2 separate regions of the Homo sapiens genome follow, and region 2 is linked to region 1. A link is an interaction called in ENCODE POLR2A ChIA-PET data of the cell type or tissue named here. Cell type or tissue: PC-9. All regions are shown on one strand. Each heading gives the region's core, and the rest is flanking DNA. Links, peaks and the distances in the headings are about the cores only.

What was found. ChIA-PET counts read pairs that join two places held together with the same protein. Peaks named below come from ENCODE experiments on the same cell type or tissue, not always from the same donor. Only the 100,000 strongest peaks of a DNase experiment are listed, where the experiment ranks them.
Region 2: POLR2A ChIA-PET joins it to region 1 with 29 read pairs; 5 of 35 experiments call an interaction of 5 or more read pairs at or near these places.

The regions. Positions count from the first base shown.
Region 1 is chr2:57,880,949-57,890,433 of GRCh38, forward strand. LOC124907769 (a long non-coding RNA gene) reads right to left here and starts at 5,710. Exons shown (of 2, transcript XR_007086324.1): 1 at 5,558-5,710; 2 at 4,130-4,259. In PC-9, for the core only: no CTCF peak of the experiment used is centred there; a DNase peak (open chromatin) is centred at 1,413; H3K4me3 peaks cover 1,953 bases; H3K27ac peaks cover 2,299 bases.
Region 2 is chr2:58,028,446-58,037,930 of GRCh38, forward strand. It overlaps a transcript of VRK2 not described here. Among named protein-coding and RNA genes, the nearest start is that of VRK2, 14 kb to the right of the region's middle. In PC-9, for the core only: no CTCF peak of the experiment used is centred there; no DNase peak of the experiment used is centred there.

The DNA of each region.
Region 1 (9,485 bases), core at 450-8,449:
GGGAAAAGGTGGGGTTGATCTCAAGTTTGGCAATGGCTATTGTGAGGGAGGCGATTTGACCCACTCAAATGTCTCCCTGAATCAAGCTTCTATTTTCTCTCTATTCTTATTTTCACTTTTGCATTTTAATGTTGCCTGAATCTATTCCAAGTGTCCTTTGCCATGGCAACACCTGCAGGTGAAGGCCCTGCTCCTCGCTGCCAGCGTCGCCAGTGACGAAGAGGCAACTAATCACTGCACAAGGAGAGGAATGCAATCTCCAAGACACCCATGAACAATTTGAGTATAAGGGTGTCCCTGAAGCACCCTCTTCTCACAGGTGTTTAACCTGTTTAGCCATACACCAGGAAAAGAGAAAGTAAACAAAGACCCTTTCTTTCCCTGTTGTTTGCATTTTATCACTCATCTCCCCAAGACTGATTTATTTTCTAAATTTGCATTAACAGCCCCAACGTGTCAGAGTTATTTCAGCAGCATGTAATAGGGCCCCAACAGTGGAGAAGGAGAGCTCTACTTGTTCTCCCTCCTCCACACCTCTGAGCCCATGAGGATCTGAGGCCAACTCTAATGCTACCCCTTCTATGCCAAATGACAATTTCCAGGGCCAAGGCATATGACATTCCTGCCTTCTAGGCCTTTGCCAATCATTCCACATTTCTGAAAAGACTCTTATTCAGAGATGTTTTCAGTCAGACCACCTATGCTTCCTATTCATGCTGTCAATAAAAATAGAATGCTATCCACTTCTGTATGATGTTACAGCCTTTCAACTCAGGCCCTTAACGCACTTCATGAACTTTCTCTGGGTGCCAAGTACTGCTCTTCTCCCCCTTCTCCCAGTGGACAAGCAGGCATACAAGAGTCAAGAATCTGACCCAAAGCCTGACTTAAATAAGTCAACACTAAGGATAGAAAAAGCCTTGAAAATCTGATGTTCTAACCATCCACTTACCCAGCCTCTCTTTGTTCGTTATAATTTCTGCAATACCTTAGCAGGTCAAGGAGACCACAGCTGGCAAAGTACTATTGTTATCTGTGGAGACTTGTTGCAGTGTTCAGTGTGATTTAAACTTCTATGTAAACTTGCTGTTTCTTTTCATTTACAAAGTTAATATATTATCCTCTAAAGTTGGCAATAGGTGGGTCTGACTCACCCTGATTGGGCAAAGATAATCACAGGGCTTCAGCTTTTTGTAGGCCATGAGAATCTAAATTCACCATATAAAACCTCCATGTTTAATTGTTTTGTTTTTAGGAAGTCCCTTCTAGAAACATAGCTGCCAGTGATGTTGTATTCATTCCCCCTCCAAACGTAAAATCAAAACTTTCAAGAGGACGTTTTGCTCTGGAAACTTCTGAGATCAAAGGTCAAAAGGTTCGTGATGGGCAATTGGCTGTTAGTCTCCTGAGTCATCTTGATGGACTAAAGAATGTTCCCGGTGGCTACTCATTCCTCCCCACCCTACTCCCAGTGCCCATAAAGTCAGTTTGACTGCCCTCCCCCAGCTTTCCTGAATAGTAAATTTCCACTTTCATTGTTGGGATAATTTTCCTTCACAAGAATTAATTCTCAATGGTTTTTCAGTCCTTATTTTAAAAATCCATGATTCACTCCTAATGACTGGTCCTGTCAGTTCTGCCTCCTAAATATATCACAGATACCTCTCCCCTCTCTAACCACACTGTCCCTTTAACCAAGTCCTTCCTTGTAATTACAAGTGAACTATGCCACGGTTTATGCTCCTCAAGGGCCAGGATTTTTGCCTGTGTTCTTCACTAATAGAGTTCAAGCATCTAGAACAATGTCTGGCACATAGTAGGCGCATCAAAAAATACAGGTTAAGTCAATGAGTGATTAACAGAATTTCACGAAAGAATGAGTGAACAGACAAGTTCAATACTCTTAAAACGAAACTCCCAGTTTTCAGCCTCACATCTCTCCTCTCCAATCTCCATACCAGAGCCAGAATAGAACTTCTAAAATACACATCTAATCATATAATTCCATCCCTTAAAGTTTCTCAGTAACTCGTTATCCACTACAAGCTAAAATCACTCAACAAATAAGGCTATTCAGGATCTGGCCCCTGTCCCATTTCCAGCCTCTCGTTATTCCTCCCATACACAACATGGACTCTAACCATGCTGAGCCGCTTTCATTTTCTCAAACACATCATTCTCTTTTACATTTGCTCCCTGGCTAATGCTGCCCTCTCTGGTTTAATACCTTTGCTTGCCCTGTTTACCTGTCATTCTCTACTTCTACTTTGGCACTTCTATTAATATTGTTCTTTCTGACATTTCCTGGCCAGTTCGTGCTTTCCCTTCTGTGTTTCCATAGCTACATGATTACATGGCTATCTTCCCAATAGACTGGGAGTCATCTTTCATTTTGGTATAATCTACACCTAGCACAATGTCTGGCACAAAGTAAATGTTCAATAAATGATCAAATGAGCCCATAGCACTACCATAGGAAACTCAATGAATTTAGAATTCGAAATTATTTTAGAAATCCTCTAACACCACCTTCAGACTCCTGGCCTGCCTCTTCTTAGCTTTGCCACCCGGGGAAAGTTATTTAATCTGTCTTTGTTTCAGTTTGTTTATTTGTAAAATGGGGATAATAGTACTTTTCTAATAAAGTTATGAGTATCAAGTGGATTAATACACTTAGATTGCTTAGAAAAGTTTCTGAATCTGAGTTAACTCTCAATATATGCTTGTTATTTAAGGGAGGGAATTATGCAAAAATATAAGATACAGAACCTCAGATACATTAAATGTTAAATTATTTGTTTAAAGATGCACTACTAGTATAATCAAGATTATAATTAAAGTTTCCAAACCTCTCATACACAGTATAACCATAACCATATGATGCTCGTTTCCAAATGAATTATGAAAACTTCTACATATGACATAAAGATATAAACGTATTCCATGTAGAAGATCATTTAAATTTTGAATTTAAGTTTTTAGATCCCCAATTTATATATTTATGCTGTGTACATGAAGTACAAAAAGAGAAATTTAAAATAATAGCATGAAAGATAAATACACATACAAGTTCCAGTATTTTCTGACAACAAATGGATCATGGCACACTCCTCACTTAGAAGAGTCCTGGAATTTTTCACATAGAATTATAGTTTGGTTTTCACATATCTAATTTTCCTTCTAAATTGTGAGCTAGTTGAAGACAAGAACAGATTTGAACAAGACTTGAAAATCTTTGGATTTAAGTGCAATTGCCTAATATCATGCTGAGTTCTTAGTAAATACATAGTAAGTATTCCTTGTATTCAAAAAGGATGTGCCATCAGGGTGTAAGCTAAGAAAGTGTAGTAGTGTCAGCTTTTATGGACATTTGAGCTGATTCCAACAGCCCCTAGTTGAAATATGAATTCATCTCCATATTTCCCAGAGTTTCAACTATAACAACTTATACACAAACATGCCCAAGAGAATATGTGTTGATCTCTATCTCTTAGGAGAATGTACACAGGACACCTGTTTTTCTGGAAACTTGCTCAATAGAATTTTAGATAAAAGACCAGATGACCATAGTGGAGATTTGGGAATTATTAGAATGTTGCTCTGCCCATGCACTGTCCAGGGCTAGTAGCTCTCGAATTTAAAATCTTTACATAAGATGATGTCAGGCATGTAGAAAAAACACAGATAATTCTCCAAAACACAGTTACTAATGGTTTTTATCCTGTTGGAAAGAATTTAGATGTGGCATTTTAGCTACACTAACATGGATAGATTAAAGGTATACTACATAAAAGTTATTATCTTAATAAACAAACAAGGACTAGGAAGTCTTTGACCATAAGCCATAATTCTTTTACATTTCTAGATTTCCACCTAGCTGTCTAGTACTGAAAGTTAAATGTTCACAACTGGAGTTTTGGCTCAGCAATTGCTTAACTTTTCATTGCAATACCTCTTCATGGATGTAAAATGGATGGATTTTGCTTTAAAAAATAATACTTTTTTCTTATAGCTTTTTAAAATTATAATTATTTTGTGTCAGAAATATAATTGTACTCCATATTGAAAGGTAACCCAGTGGGGGAATAATTTTGTACAATTACAAAAAGTTTTAATAAAAGACTGATAAGTAAAGTTTTAAATTTTTAATGCATTCTGCAGGCAGTTGAATGCCTTTTGCCGACTCTGTCACTTATCATTAAAGCTGTGTGAAAGGGAGGCCTACCTGTTATACTTGACTTGATTGGCAAAAGTGTACCCTGACAAATAAAAGTGAAAGAGACAAAAGTCAAAATGAAAAAAAAAAAATTAAAAACACTCACAGTTTCATAGCTAATTTAACATTAATGCCTCCCTTTTACCCACAAAAATTTCTTTGTATTTAATATTCTGTTCTTACCTACTTATTAGCCTACCATTGTGACTGTTAAATTCCTGTATAACATACAGCAATAATTCATTTCTGTAAAGGCACATCCAATTTCCAGGGCATGCTTTTTGGCTTAATTTGAAAAAATTACCCTCATTTGACAGAGAAAACACTTTTCAACATGCACAACCTACACATTTATGTGCAAACTAAATCCAAAGAGTGTAATCTATCTAAGCTTTCTGTGATGAAGGCATCATGAGAGCCATCCTGCAAGCTGCACTGAATTTGCTTCAAGGCTACAATTTGACGTCTTCCTACTGGAGTATCATGCTAGTGTTTGATTGTTTGTTTACCCTGGATTCTTCAGATCCTAAACAACCCACCCAAATCTTTTTCAGTTTCTTCAGGTTTGTGTCCAGTGAGCATCAGCAGCCTGCATTCTACTGCACTGTCCACAGACTAGGAAGATTCAAGTTCTGTATTCAGCTCCCTCTGCCCTCTTCAAACTGGCATGGATAATCTTGTGGCAAACATCAAATTGTCACTTGGTTTCATGTGTCTGTTGCCTAATAAGTTTATTTTGGATCAGACTGATTTCCCAGCATATGCTCAAGATAGAATCTTCAAATGATGCAAAGTGGGATTTTCAAATTATGATCCTGAGCATTTTTTTTTCCTTATCCACTTACATGTAATCTAAAAATAAATACCCAGGCTCCAACAGGATATGACAACTTCAGCAAACAAAATTGAAAATAGCTGCCTTACAATAGTCTCTCCCTCCAAATGAAACAGGGGAAAATATACCTTTAGAGAAAAATACAGCGCCTGTTAAGGAACAGACAATCTACTCACAGCAGGTTTGTGAAGAGAGGCACAAGGACATAAACAGCTCAGGATGGGTATCAAGCAAGGAAAAAACCAGCCAGCAATCACTGTGCTGAATCCCGGAAGGGGCGCGGGGAAGTGGTCACAGGTGATTGTCATGTGTGATAATTATTATTACTGTACACCTGCTCCTCCGCACTAATTAACTTTGGATATGCAAATCAATCCTATTGCATCATGCCCGTGCTCTCCTCCCCTACAGATAAGAAGATGTTCAGCTGCTGGATTTAATTAGGATAATGAACGCCAGGCCCACGGTGGCTTGGCAGGGGAGGTGGGGGGGAAGCTGTGACTGACCTTTTCTCCCAAAACGTTGACATTTTCTAAGGCTTCTGAGCACTCGAAGTCACCTCCATGGCTGGGACATTGATAGGAGCGGATTGATGAGGTGTCATTAGAGGAGAGACGCCGTGGCCCCAGCGTTTGCTGGGAGAATACAGCAGGTGTTCTGACAAGGACACACACCATCACTGTTATTTGCCAAACAATTCTCTTGATTCACTAAAGTCAAGCATGCCAGCATTTCTTTATAAAAGAAAACAAGGCTGCTTTTCATATCCACCCAGAGGAGAGGTCATCACTAAATTGCATTTCTGAATTACTTCTCATTTCACATCAATATATTAAAAAGGTTTCTATTATTCCTCTCCCTTCACATCTTCCTTTCCTCTGCACCCCTCCAATCTCCCCCACCCTGCACTGCCCAGAATCCTCATGGCATGGAAGCTGAAAACATTATGCGATAGTAAGTTAAAAGGGGTTAACTTTGTTCATATTAATCCCTATAATTCCATTCCTATAACATAAGGTGACACAAGGGCTTCTGTTATCAAATGGAATGAGAGGGCAAAACGGCATCTTCTCATTTGGATATCTGGCCTACTTGTTTATCAAAAAATTGTTTGCAATTACATATATATATATATTCCTTATTTGAATTTCAAATTCAAAGATATGCATACAAAATAATATGGAGGAACATAGACTCAATACTGTTCTGTTTTTCTCTCTCTGATCATTTACTCAGCTTTAACTTTTTAGCCATCTGTGTGCCAAGCTTTTCCTATATTTTCCATTCTGACAGTGGAGTTTTATGTAGTAATAAAATAATACCACACTATCTCTCTTTTTTCTATTCTCTTAATGTGTTAAATTATAATAGAAGAATAACTTTAGAAACTAGTCAATTTCACAAAGATATGAAATAAAAGCCCCTTGGTGTATCTGAAAAACCAAACTGATCAGAGCCCAACATGAAGGCAATGCTAGAGTTTCATTTCTAGAATGAAGCAGAAAGGTTTCACAAATTACACCTGGATTTAAATAAAAAAGAGTGCGGTATAATTCTGTGTCTATAATCTTGATATGGTGCACATCGCATGAGGTTTCTTCTAAGAAAAAAGCTTTGAGGTGGTTTACATTTGTTTTAGATCCAAGAGATGACTTACTACTCTTTCCTTTTCTCTAAAAAATGTCATTAATACTTGCATAGGGAAGTATTAATTCCTTTGTAAGGAAGTATCACAAATACTAGTATATATTCAAGTAATATGTTAGGGGGTGGAGATAAATTGATCTTTTCTCCAGTACTTTAAAAAATCAGATAGTTAAACCTAGAACTCTAAGATAATATAGAATCTAATAATCTAATATAAAGAAAAACAAGTGCAAGAAAAACTGCTATCTTTTATTTTTTTCCTCTGAGGTATTACAAAGTGTTGGAATTTAGTAATCAGGGTTTATCTCTTATAACAAGATAGTTACTAGAATGTTATAGGTTACAGCTGGTTGCAATATTCCTTATTTTCTTATTATACCCCTTTCATAATGAGGTTTCAGCATACACTGTTAGTTAACATTTGGCAAGGTACAGCTTTAGAGGTTCCACACATAAGGCTATCAGCAAGGAGCAGGATGTGTCATATAAAATGGGAGTGAACATTTGAAGTTTGCTTGTGTTTCCTTAAAAAAAGAAAGCTAGAGAGAAAGCTCTAGATCAATCATTTTATCATTTGGCTTATTAATTGCTACTTTATTTAGACTGTCTCTGCAATTACTAGTAAAGGTTGTCTCTTCCTGCTCCTTTATCTCTCAATCATGTCTCTTCAGTTCTGCACCTTCGGATATAAAGCTCCCACAGCTCTACCTAGAAATATTTTGGCTAGCTCTGTCTCCCCTCCCCAGCTTCAGTACTTCTCTACAAAAGCCTGTGAAACTGATTTCATTAAGAATATTCTCAAGTATGTTGGCATTTTTTATTGCAGCACTTGTTCATTATCAATCTCAGAACTAGAGAAGTAGAATTGTTGAACCAAGAACCTGGACTCTGAATCTTCAGGGAGGCAATGTCTGACTGCGAAGAGCAGAGCAGCTGAAGGCTCCTTCCCCAGCTACAGACACCTCTAGACCTTGACTCCTTAGACAAGAGGCGCCAGTGGTTTCACAGATCTATGTGCTTAGTACAAAAGGAAGAAAAGGCCACCACCACCTCAATACGACTGCAGGAAGTCATGGTAGAGGTTCACATCCAAAGAGACCACATTAAACCAGGATTTAAGAAGTTAGAACTCAAAAGTCTTACTTTCAAGTCACAACTTTGATTTGGGAGGTCCACTTAAACCTCACATTAACTTTCTCTCTTTGTTTTATCTTGCTGGCTATGTATCCTTGGGCAAGTTCTTTTCTTGACCTCCCTCAACCCCAGGCTCCTCATTACATCTATAAAATGAGGATAACAGTACCCCATCAAATTTTGGTGAAGATTAAATGAGATAATAATGTGTATGTGGTTCATAGTATTCAAGTTTTTCTAAAAAAAAAATAGACTTTAGTGACTTTCTTCTTTTTTAAATTTTTTATTTTTAGTTATTATGAACACATAATAGTTGTATATATTCACAGCGTACATGGGATATTTTGATACAGGCATACAAAGTATCAAGGTAATTGGGGTATACAGACCTCAAGCATTTGCCATTTCTATGTGTTAGGAACATTCCAATTTCACCCTTTTAGTAATTTTAAATTATATAATTATTGTTAACTATAGTCACCGTATTGTGCTACTAAATATGAGATCTTATTCATTATATCTAACGTATTTTGTACCTATTAACCATCCCCACTGCATATGGGCTTCCCTGCTTTCTTCCCACCCTCTCGTAAGCACCAGTTCTATTCTCTATCTCCGTGAGTTCAATTTTTTTTTCTTTTTTTTTTAGCTCCCACATATGAATGAGAACACGTGATATTTGTCTTTATGTGTCTGGCTTATTTAACCTAACATAATGCCTTCCTGTTCCATCCATTCAACTCTTAATAAATGTAAGAAATATTACAAGAGTGTCTAATAACATAGTATATACGATGTGTGTTTGTGTGTGTATAATGAAACCAATCTAGTGGTATTTTTCAAAACTGCATACCTATGTGTATATCTTATCAGGGAATTGTGAGCATTTTTAAGCTATTGCTTGTAAGATCCTTTGGCACCTCTCTTTGGGCACAGTGCTTTGTGTATTACTCTTTGAATAGGAGAAATATATTTATTATACATAATCATCATCTCTTTTTTTCTACCAAAAAGATCATAATAGCTAGAATGCTGGATACAAATATAAAAATTGAATACTAGGTCCCTGTGATCATTGCAGTTGCATCTTTTCTGAATTTAAGAGCATATATGTTAAATCCTTCAATCTGAGAAATTTAAGAATGTATCTAATGAACTTTATAAATAGAAATCTAGGAGTATTCTAGATACTTTTTGCATACAATTTAAGCTCAGTAATACAACCTATTGATTATTTGCTTTGATTTTTATTTTACTATTTGACCAAAGCAAGCAGAAACCTATGACTTTTTAGACTTACCCTATTTTAGGCTACAAATATATTACCCACTTTTGGGCCGACATAGTCAATATGAAATCTGTCACAAGATAAAATGAAATCCTCTGTATTTTGTGGTGGAGACATCATGGATTAGACTTAGGGTCAGAGGACCTGGGCTGTCATCGTGGCTTAGTTCTGAGCATACTATGTGACCTCTTGTGAACCACTTCACTTTGCTGAATGTCACCTTTCTTTTGTATGAAATAAGTTAGACTAGATCAGGGCTTCTCAATTCTTTCATGTGCATACTAATCACCAGGAGATTTTGATAAAATGAAGATTCTGATTAGTGGGTCCAGGGTGGGGCCTGGGATTGTGCATTTCTAACACGC
Region 2 (9,485 bases), core at 1,027-9,026, 150 kb after region 1:
CCATGATTTATATTCCTTTGGGTATATACCCAGTAATGGGATGGCTGGGTCAAATGGTATTTCTAGTTCTAGATTCCTGAGGAATCACCACACTGTAATACTATGCAGCCATAAAAAATGATGAGTTCATGTTCTTTGTAGGGACATGGATGAAGCTGGAAACCACCATTCTCAGCAAACTATCGCAAGGACAAAAAACCAAACACTGCATGTTCTCACTCATAGGTGGGAACTGAACAATGAGAACACTTGGACACAGGAAGGGGTACATCACACACCGGGGCCTGTTGTGGGGTTGGGGGAGTGGGGAGGGATAGCATTACGAGATATACCTAATGTAAATAATGAGTTAATGGGTGCAGCACACCAACATGGCACATGTATACATATGTAACAAACCTGCACATTGTGCACATGTACCCTAGAACTTAAAGTATAATAAATAAATAAATAAATAAATATATATATATATATATATATATATATATATATATATATTTAGAAGAGAAGTGGTTTCTTAGGAAGAATAAGCCAATAGAATAATTCCTAGATTCTTAAAACTTCTGACAGTTATATTAAAACACTTAACAATTTGATCTCTCTAGAAAAATACCTTTAGACATTCTGGAAGATGAGAGGTCTAACTGCAGTTCAGTTATTCAATAATTCCTAAAAAGCCAGGTGAGGTGTCTATTTGATAAATTTCTTGAAAAGCCTAAAGAGTTCTATGAAAACTGATTAGCTATTTTCTATTTGTATTATGAATGAAATAGAGAGGAAAAAATAATAGATAAATCTCCAGGCATGAAGGATCAACATAATTTGCATCTCCAATTTTCTTCTACCTTCACCATCTTTTTCCTATTTGGCCTACTTCCACCATTCTTTTCTGTCTTAAACCAGTGTCCTCATGTCTACCACTGGACTTAAATTCTTAAAGGGCTCTGATTTTCCTCCTAACACTGCTTAGATGGTACCATCTTGCTTTGTGTCAACTCAGGTAGAAACAAGGTTTGACTTTTACAAAAGAAACTTTCACTAACATTTAAAGAAAAAGTTAAAAGTACTCCTATATTGACCAAACTCTTGACCGGAAGATAGCAGTATGACTAGCATAACTTGTGAGATCTCTCTGTCTTCTTTTCTTAGCCACAATCATCTCTTATGACCAGATTAAATTATTCCAATTGCTACATTGAGGCAGACATAGACTCCCTCCCCTGTCATATTGAGGTTGGTATGATTTGGGGGGTTTATTCTGTTTTTATATCAGAATGTCTTTGCCAGCTCTGGGGTCTAATGAGCTTCTGGTCTACATTTATCTTTGACTCATCCTACATTACCTTGAGTATCTAGATGAAGAAGGCACATTTCCATCTGAAAGAAACATCTAACACAGCACTTATCATTGTCATTTGCCCTTTCTGAATATTACTGAACTCTAGAGTTATTGGCATGCCATATTTTCCTGGAGTTTGAATTTGTCTGGTCCAGTCTAAAGAATCTTCAGAGGCTAGTTATTTAAATTAATTGCTACCAGCAATACTTTACTTTTCATCTACGTTAGCAACTCAGTTTAGCCTCAGAGTCAGTTTTTTGGTAGGTGGTCTCAGGCATGATGCCTGTCCTTATCCTCAATGGCTATAAGACCTCTCCCATTATAAAGCCGTTGCTGTATTTTAGATTGTCTGAGGCCTCCTTTAGCTCTCATCAGCTTGATACCAAGGTTTTGCTCAATTAATATGCACACATATTGCTGCTTTTTCCTCAGATCTAATAAGTTTAACTTAAAACACTTAGCAATTTCACACCTAAATAATCATTTTAAATAATCTAAATGTCTTAGGTGTTTCATTTATTCATCTTTGTTTTAAATATCATTTTTAAATGTCCTGAATGGTACTGCCTAGATTTTCTTCTAGGGTTTTCATAGTTTGGGGTTTTACATGTAAGTCTCTAATACTTTGCTGTATAGACTTTAATTCCTTCTCTTTCATTTAAATAATCTAAAATGTCTTTAATGCACTCTACCTCGTTTCCTCTCACAATCTTGCCATCATCCTAAGCTTTGGCTTGGGCAAAAAAATATCATATTTTCTTGTTTGGCCAGGTTGTATTTGAAATGCCTGTTAGACCCCAGTAGAAATATCAAGCAGGAAAGCAAATATACTAGCTTGAAATTCACTGGATTGGTCAAAACTTGTGTGGCAGATTGTACTTTTCATAATACCCAGAGGTGGGTCTACCTCTCTTCTTAAGTCTGGGTGGGCTTGTTAGTTGCTTGTGATTACAAGCAAGTAATAGCATGGGGTTGAAAGTGATGCATATGACTTTCAATTGCATGGAGTTGAAAGTGATGCATATGACTTCTGAGGCTGGTAAGAAGAGGCAATGCAACTTCTGTCGTGTTCTTTGGAACACTCATGCTTTATGCCCTGAGATACCATGTAAGAAGTGCCAGCACTCTGAAGCTGACATGCTGTGAGGAAGCCAAGCTATGCTCATCAGTCTGGCTTAGAGTCCAAACATGTGACTGATCAAACATTTAGATGATTCCAGCTCCTAGGCTGTGAGTCACTCCCAGCATGCACACCTTCTCAAAGAGTTAAGCCATTTTCCCTGTGCCCTTTTCAAGCTCCTGACCCACAGAATATGTGAGTATGATAACATACTTGTTACTTTATGCTGCTAAGTTTGCAGTGGTATGTCACAAATAAATGGTAAGTGACTATCTTTCATCACACCTTTCATTTCAGTGAAAGTTGGCCAGTGTCTGCACTGTGGGTACCAACTGAGCAAAAGCAGATTAAGCAAAGTAGACTTAGAAGGAATAGCGAGTGGGCCAGAAGGAGCACTAGGAGAATGTGGTGTTATGAAAATCAGAAGAAGAGAGGCTTTGTTCCCGTGTCCCCTATCCCCTCAGGATAGTATAGGATGTCCTGAGCTTGGGAGGGATATATTTTTTAGTGGTAAGAAGACTAAGAGTATGACTGTTAATCTCCTCCTTTCCCTCAAGGATAGGCTTCAGTAAGGGCAGAGAAAAATAAACCACTGAAGTTGAGAGTTAAAATAAAGAAAACATTCAAGTACACTTTAAAATGATATTTACAATGATTATGTAGACATCAGATCATTACCACCACCAGTGTCCAGCAGATGTAATTTCCCTAATTAATTTACAATCCAAATGATAGCTTATATCTTTCCCATTCTCTGAAAATCTAGGTAAAACTGACTCAAAACTTCTTCCTAAAATTTTCTGGACTTTCAGAGGCTTTTGTTCTCATAGCTACCTCTGGATTGCTGCTTTTTCATGTGCTATCTCTGATTTGAATCATATCTGCTCAGATGTGGAACACGGACTTTTCAATTTACACATTCACTCATACAAACGAAAAAAATGGAAGGAAGGTAGAAGAGGAATTGAAATTATAACAATCCAAACAACTTTGAGTAGAACAGTAGACACTATCATTCTTAACAGATTCTTTGTCCATCACACAATCAGTGTCTTACAATGACCTTTCACCCTACACAACTTCAAATCATCTCTCTGGTTGATCTGTCTTCTCTTTCTGTCTTCCTTCCTATTCACTCACTCTTAGAAAACTCAATCAAATCCAAATTATTTCTTACTTCTACATAGAAATTTTTCTTTCAAGGGGTTCAGGAAACAAAAATCTCTTCCATAGGAGTTGTTGTGGTTATGAACAGACAGAAAAGAAGCTATGTGCTTACTTTTTACTCATACTTAATGTTTTTTTCCCTAGGTTTTAGTTGATCTAAGTGTCCCGGTATGTTGTCTTAGTCAGCTCAGGCTGCTATAACAAAATACCATAGACTGGGTAGCTTTATAAACAAAAGATTTATTTCTCAAATGTATTCAGTTCTGGAGGGTGAGAACTCCAAGATCAAGACACTGGAAGATTCATTGTCTAGTGAGGATCCACTGACAGGTTCATAAAATAGCATGTGTCCTTCCGTGGCAGAAAAGGGAAGTGAGCCCTCTGTGTTCCCTTTTGTAGGGGCACTAACCCTGCTCCACCCTTATGATCTGATCATCTTCCAAAGGTCCCACCTGCAAATACTGCAGTTCTCTGGGTGGCCTTGGACTGACGCAGTTCTCCATCCTTTCTCAATTGTACCTCTCAAGAATTAAGTGTAGAATGTGCTGGCAATGCAAAATCTTGAGATAAAGGGGTGCTAGCTGGGACAGCCTAGGCTTTGTTCCAGTCTCCCTTAGGATAGGATAGAATGTCCTTCAGTGCTTTAGCTCAGCATCTCATGTGACATCACAGTATGAAACACAGGACTGGCTGCTTTTTGCAGTCTCTCTGCTAATGTGCAAGTGGGACATGCATAGTTGAGATTCTATGCACCCCAGCCAGCTTTCCTGAGCCTTGGGAAACTGGCTCACCATGAATCCTAGCTTCTGCTATCTCTTGCTGCCTATCTGTAAGTAGCAAATCTGCTTCACGTAATTTGTTGTGTGTGGGTGTTCTGTCTCACAAGACTCAGATAAGTTGGTAGCCAGTGCACACTGAACCTGCTTCACAAATACCATCACATATCATCACATTGGGTGTTAGGATTTAACATATGAATTTTGGGGGGACACAGACACTCAGTCTATAGCATATGTGTTCTGACATTTATGTATTTGAAAATATCTCTATGTTTGCTTTTATGCATAAGGATAACTTGACTGTGTTTTGAATTTTTAAGCACCATCATTTTGTTTACAACTCTGTGGTTGACACTCCTTTCTTTCTCTCATTTAGTGTCATAAAGAAGAATATTTGAAGCTCTATAAATATGTTGCTTTACGTGGCAAAAAGGACTTTACAGATCTGAGTACACTGGATTATCTGGGTGGGCACAATGTAATCACAAGGGGCTTTCTAAGAAGGAAGAAGGAGGGTTCAAGGCAGAAAAACCGGAAGAAGTTATAACATTGGCTTTGAAGATGGAAGATGGGGACACAAGTCAAGGAATTCAGGTGGCCTCTAGAAGCCTGAAAAGTCAAAGAAATGAATTCTCCCCTAGAGCCTCAAGAAGGAACACAGCCCTGCTGACAGCTTGATTTTAGGATTTCTGACCTCCAGACTGTAAGAGAATTAATTTATATCATATAAGTCACTAAGTTTGTGGTAATTTGTTAATCAACAATAGTAAATTAATACAGACTACCTTTAGTTTCATAAGTAAAAATATCCTCTTTAATTGTTATTTACATTTATATGAATCAAAATTTTCCTAGAAGGATTTTCTGCTTATCACAGCAAATTTATTTTTAAAAGAAGGCAGGTTTGATTCTTCAAAGAAGCTATGTAGTCTAAACTATAGGATCTTTCCTGAAATCTGGTAATTTTCCCCAGTTTGGTCATCCACAGAGAGCCATCTGTGCTTTCCCTGTCTTGTTTTATGGCCAAAAAGAAATGGGCATGGTTTCTGTTAATCTGATACAATTTCCTACTAGAATATATCTTGTCTAGATCAACTCTTTCCTTTGTCATAGAAATAAAATAACTCAAGCTCCCATGCAATGTAAGTACGGATAATCCAGTTGCTTCCCAAATAATTTCTGAGGATCCTAGGTAGGTGCTTACAAATGTTAGTAACTACTTGCCACCTCTCACTATGAATCATTCTCTTCTTAGTAGCTAGTCTTAATATATAGATAATACCATGTTATTTTCTTATTTAAGGAAGAGTGGGTTGCTCATTTTACTTAGGAAAAAGTCAAAAATACTTAAACTCACAAATTTCAGTATGGTCTGTTCTTTGCCTACCTTTCAGAATCGTTTTCTGCTAACACCTCTCACAGTTGTTGTTTTGGGGCCTTAGCAAATTTCTTCCCACCTCAGGACCTTTGCATATGTCCTTTTCTCCATGAAATGTTCTTTCTTTCCCAGTTTGCCCGCTACCGATTCCTCATCTTTCAGGTCTTATTTCAAGGGTTACTCCCTCAAAGTGTTGCTCCCATGATCCTGCCTGACTACTGAAATCAGCTCCTCCTATTATGGCTCCTAATAGAATCCTATAGTTTTTCTCAGTGATTATTTAACAACTGTTCCTTCTACAAGGCTCTAAGTTTTAAGAAGGCAGGGATGGTTTGTTTTATTACATTCTCCCTCTTCAGTCAAGCTCAAAGAATATATGAGTGAGTGAATGAATCTGAATTGCTGTTTCTGGCCATTCCATCTTACCCTCTGTTCCATTCCATCAACTTATCTTGGCCTTAGGGCATGAGAGCATCTCTCATCTTTGTTCTTCATTCCTCAAGGCAGTGCTAAAGGAAGGCTGACACCAGGTTCCAGAGGTTTTTTTTAAAAAACAAAAAACAAAAAAAAAAACTTCACTTATTCCTTCAAAATATTTATTGAACATCTGTACACTAGGTACTATTCTAAACGCTTGGTGGTTCACTCTTGGATTCAGTGGTGCCAGGTCATTGCCCCATGAGGACTTGCAAACATATGATATAGTCCAAACGTTTTAGTCAACATAAATGAGGCTGTGCTCCTGATGACATGATGCCTGAGATTTATCTTTAGCCCTAATACCTCCAAATCTCAAGGTGTGTTGGTATTAATTGGTTAGTATGTTCTCTACTGTATTATGGGTACATTGCTTTCCTAGAAGAGGATGTTTGACATGGGTACTCCATGCCTTCCAACAGTATAATCCTATCTGTATTACTTTTAACAGAAATGCCCCCAAAGTTTCCTGCATATGGCCAGTATTCATCTTTCCTTTCTGTTGCTACCATAGAATTATTTTCCTCTTTCCCCCTTAAAAATATTATATTGGACATTTCAATGGGAATTTGGGAGCAGGGAGATAAAAACCTGCTCTTATCATTACATTACCCAGAAGTTTTCAGAGATTTCTTCATCAGTCTATGGTCTCCTTACTCTCTGTTTCGCCTTTTATCTATTTATTAGTTTATTTTTGTTATGAGTTGGAACTGGATTCCAGGAAAGTATTATGTACATTAAAAACTCAAGAGTATCTATGTAGCATGAATTATTCTGTAACAGATTGTCCAGATAGTTTCAGAGGAACATTTCATGACTCGAGTAACATTTGCATTTCATAGTTGATTGAGTAGCCTTATGAAATGAATCAGCACTGTCATAAATACTTCGCACTATTGACTCACTCCAATATATTGACATTTGAATGTTCATTACCCTTATCCAATCAATTCAACATTGCTAACTTTACTTCTAGGGCAGAAGATTTTTGTAGCCTTCTTCTATATAATTTGGAAGGAGAGAAGAGACAAAGCTCCATGATGTATGAAAGGGCAGTAGAATCATTCTATTTTATAAGTGAATTGAAGTGGCATCAGATGAGACCCAACCACGTTATGTGTGAAAATATGAAATAGGAAAATGGGGATAATATTTGGGTATAAAATGAGATTACTATGTAAAAAACACTGTCCTCAAAATAGAGTTGTTCTTTTGAACTATATAAATGGGGAATTATCTTAGAAGACAGAACTTCCGTTACTAGTTATGGTTGTTATCCATTAGAAAGACTTCTTAAGAGTGGCTTATAAGCATCCTCTTAAACATCCTTGAAAAACAGTAATTTTTTTTCTTATATGTCTGAGATAGCTAAATAAAGCGTGGTCTTTTCAGAACTGAGATCAACATAATATACCATTAATTTTATCTAATTGCTTATTGAAGTGGTCCCAATTGTATGACACTTTTTTCTCACCTAATATATCTGGTAGATAGGAAGTAGAATAGAAGCAGTATTGTATATCCTTTTCCACCAGGAAAGGGAGTATTTTTGATATAATAATATTACTTTGGGCTTTCTATATTGCAAAAAAGGAATATATATTCCTTTAAACTATAAAGTATCTATATTCTATGTAGTACTAAATTAATTTCCCTTAGGATCTTTTTAAAAAAATGAATGTGGTGAAGAGGCAGTGGGCATATCATTAATTTCATTTCATAGAAATAACACAAATGAATTTTTCTTTGTTGTAATAGGTAAAAAGTACCATAGGTCTAAAATAAAGCATTAATCTACTCTAACTCTTTCTATTCTATGTGCTGAGATAACCCAATGTAATCAGTATCGAGATGGTATATGCCTTCCACAACTTTTCTATGTTCAAATTAATATATACAGAAATACTATGTAAAACCAAAAAAAATGTAGTTTAGAATTACAGTAATCAAAAAAATATGGTGTTGGCTAAAGAATAGACCATTCTCATATATATCACGCTATATTCTGTGTGGTTATCACACACAAGTAGTTAGTGTCAGCCTCCTGCTCAAGTCTCCAGTGATTTTCTATTGTCTATAGTAGTGATGTCCAACATAACTCTCTATAATGATGGAAATATTTTATAATCTATACTGTCCAATAGGGTAGCCACTAGGTACATGTGGCTAAGGAGCACTTGAAACATAACTCATGAAGCCGGTACCGAATTTTTCATTTTGCTTAATCTTAATTTTATTAATTAATTTTTTTTTGACAGAGTCTCACTCTGTTGCCTAGTCTGGAGTGTAGTGGTGCAGTCACTACTCACTGTAGTCTTGTCCTGGACTCAAGCCATCCTCCCATTTCAGACTCATGAGTAGCTGAAACTATAGGCATGCACCACCATGCCCAGCTAATTTTTGTATTTTTTGCAGAGATAGGGTCTCATCATGTTGCCCAGGCTGATCTCCAATTCCTGGGCTCAGGCAATCCTCCTGCCTTAGCCTTCCAAAGTTCTGAGATTACAGGCATGAGCCACCATTCCCAGTGTCTTGATTCGTTTAAATGTACACGGTCGCAGGTGTTTCATGACTTCCGTGCTACACAGCCAAGGTCTATAATGTCAAGGCTAAACTCTTTATCAAGTACTCAAGATCCTATATAATTTTAGTTGAGACAAACTGAGCTCAAGGTCTATAGGCCCTAAGAATAAAAACTGAAAGACCTTAGAATCTGTTTATTTTCTATGGGAAAGGGGGCAGGTGGGGTGAGGGGTGCAGAAGTAGGTTTTGACTCTTGTTCCATAAATATCTGCATGTTTGCAATGAAAAGCTTAAAGAAAAAAGCTGTTTGTGGAAGACACAGAAACAAAATCCCCCATTTTTCATAAAAGTGTTTTAAAAGATGTGGGCCAATACCTTCCTACTCAAGAGTATTCTCAGGATTGAGAAAATTGAGGAAGTACATTCATATCTAAGGAGATATTTACTATGCTAGGTTCTTTGCCATCTTTTCATTTAAACCTTACAATACTCCTGCAATATGTCTCCCTTCTTTTTGCCAATAAAGAAACTGTTTTCAGAAAATGATCAAACTGAGTAGAAAAATGGGTAGAGCTATGGCCAACAACTAATTTTACAAAGTACAAATGCCTAATAAACAAATGAGAAGTTTCTTAACCTTACTAGTAATCAGAAAAATAAAAATTAAAACAACACAATAATTTGCCATCTCATTGGGAAAAT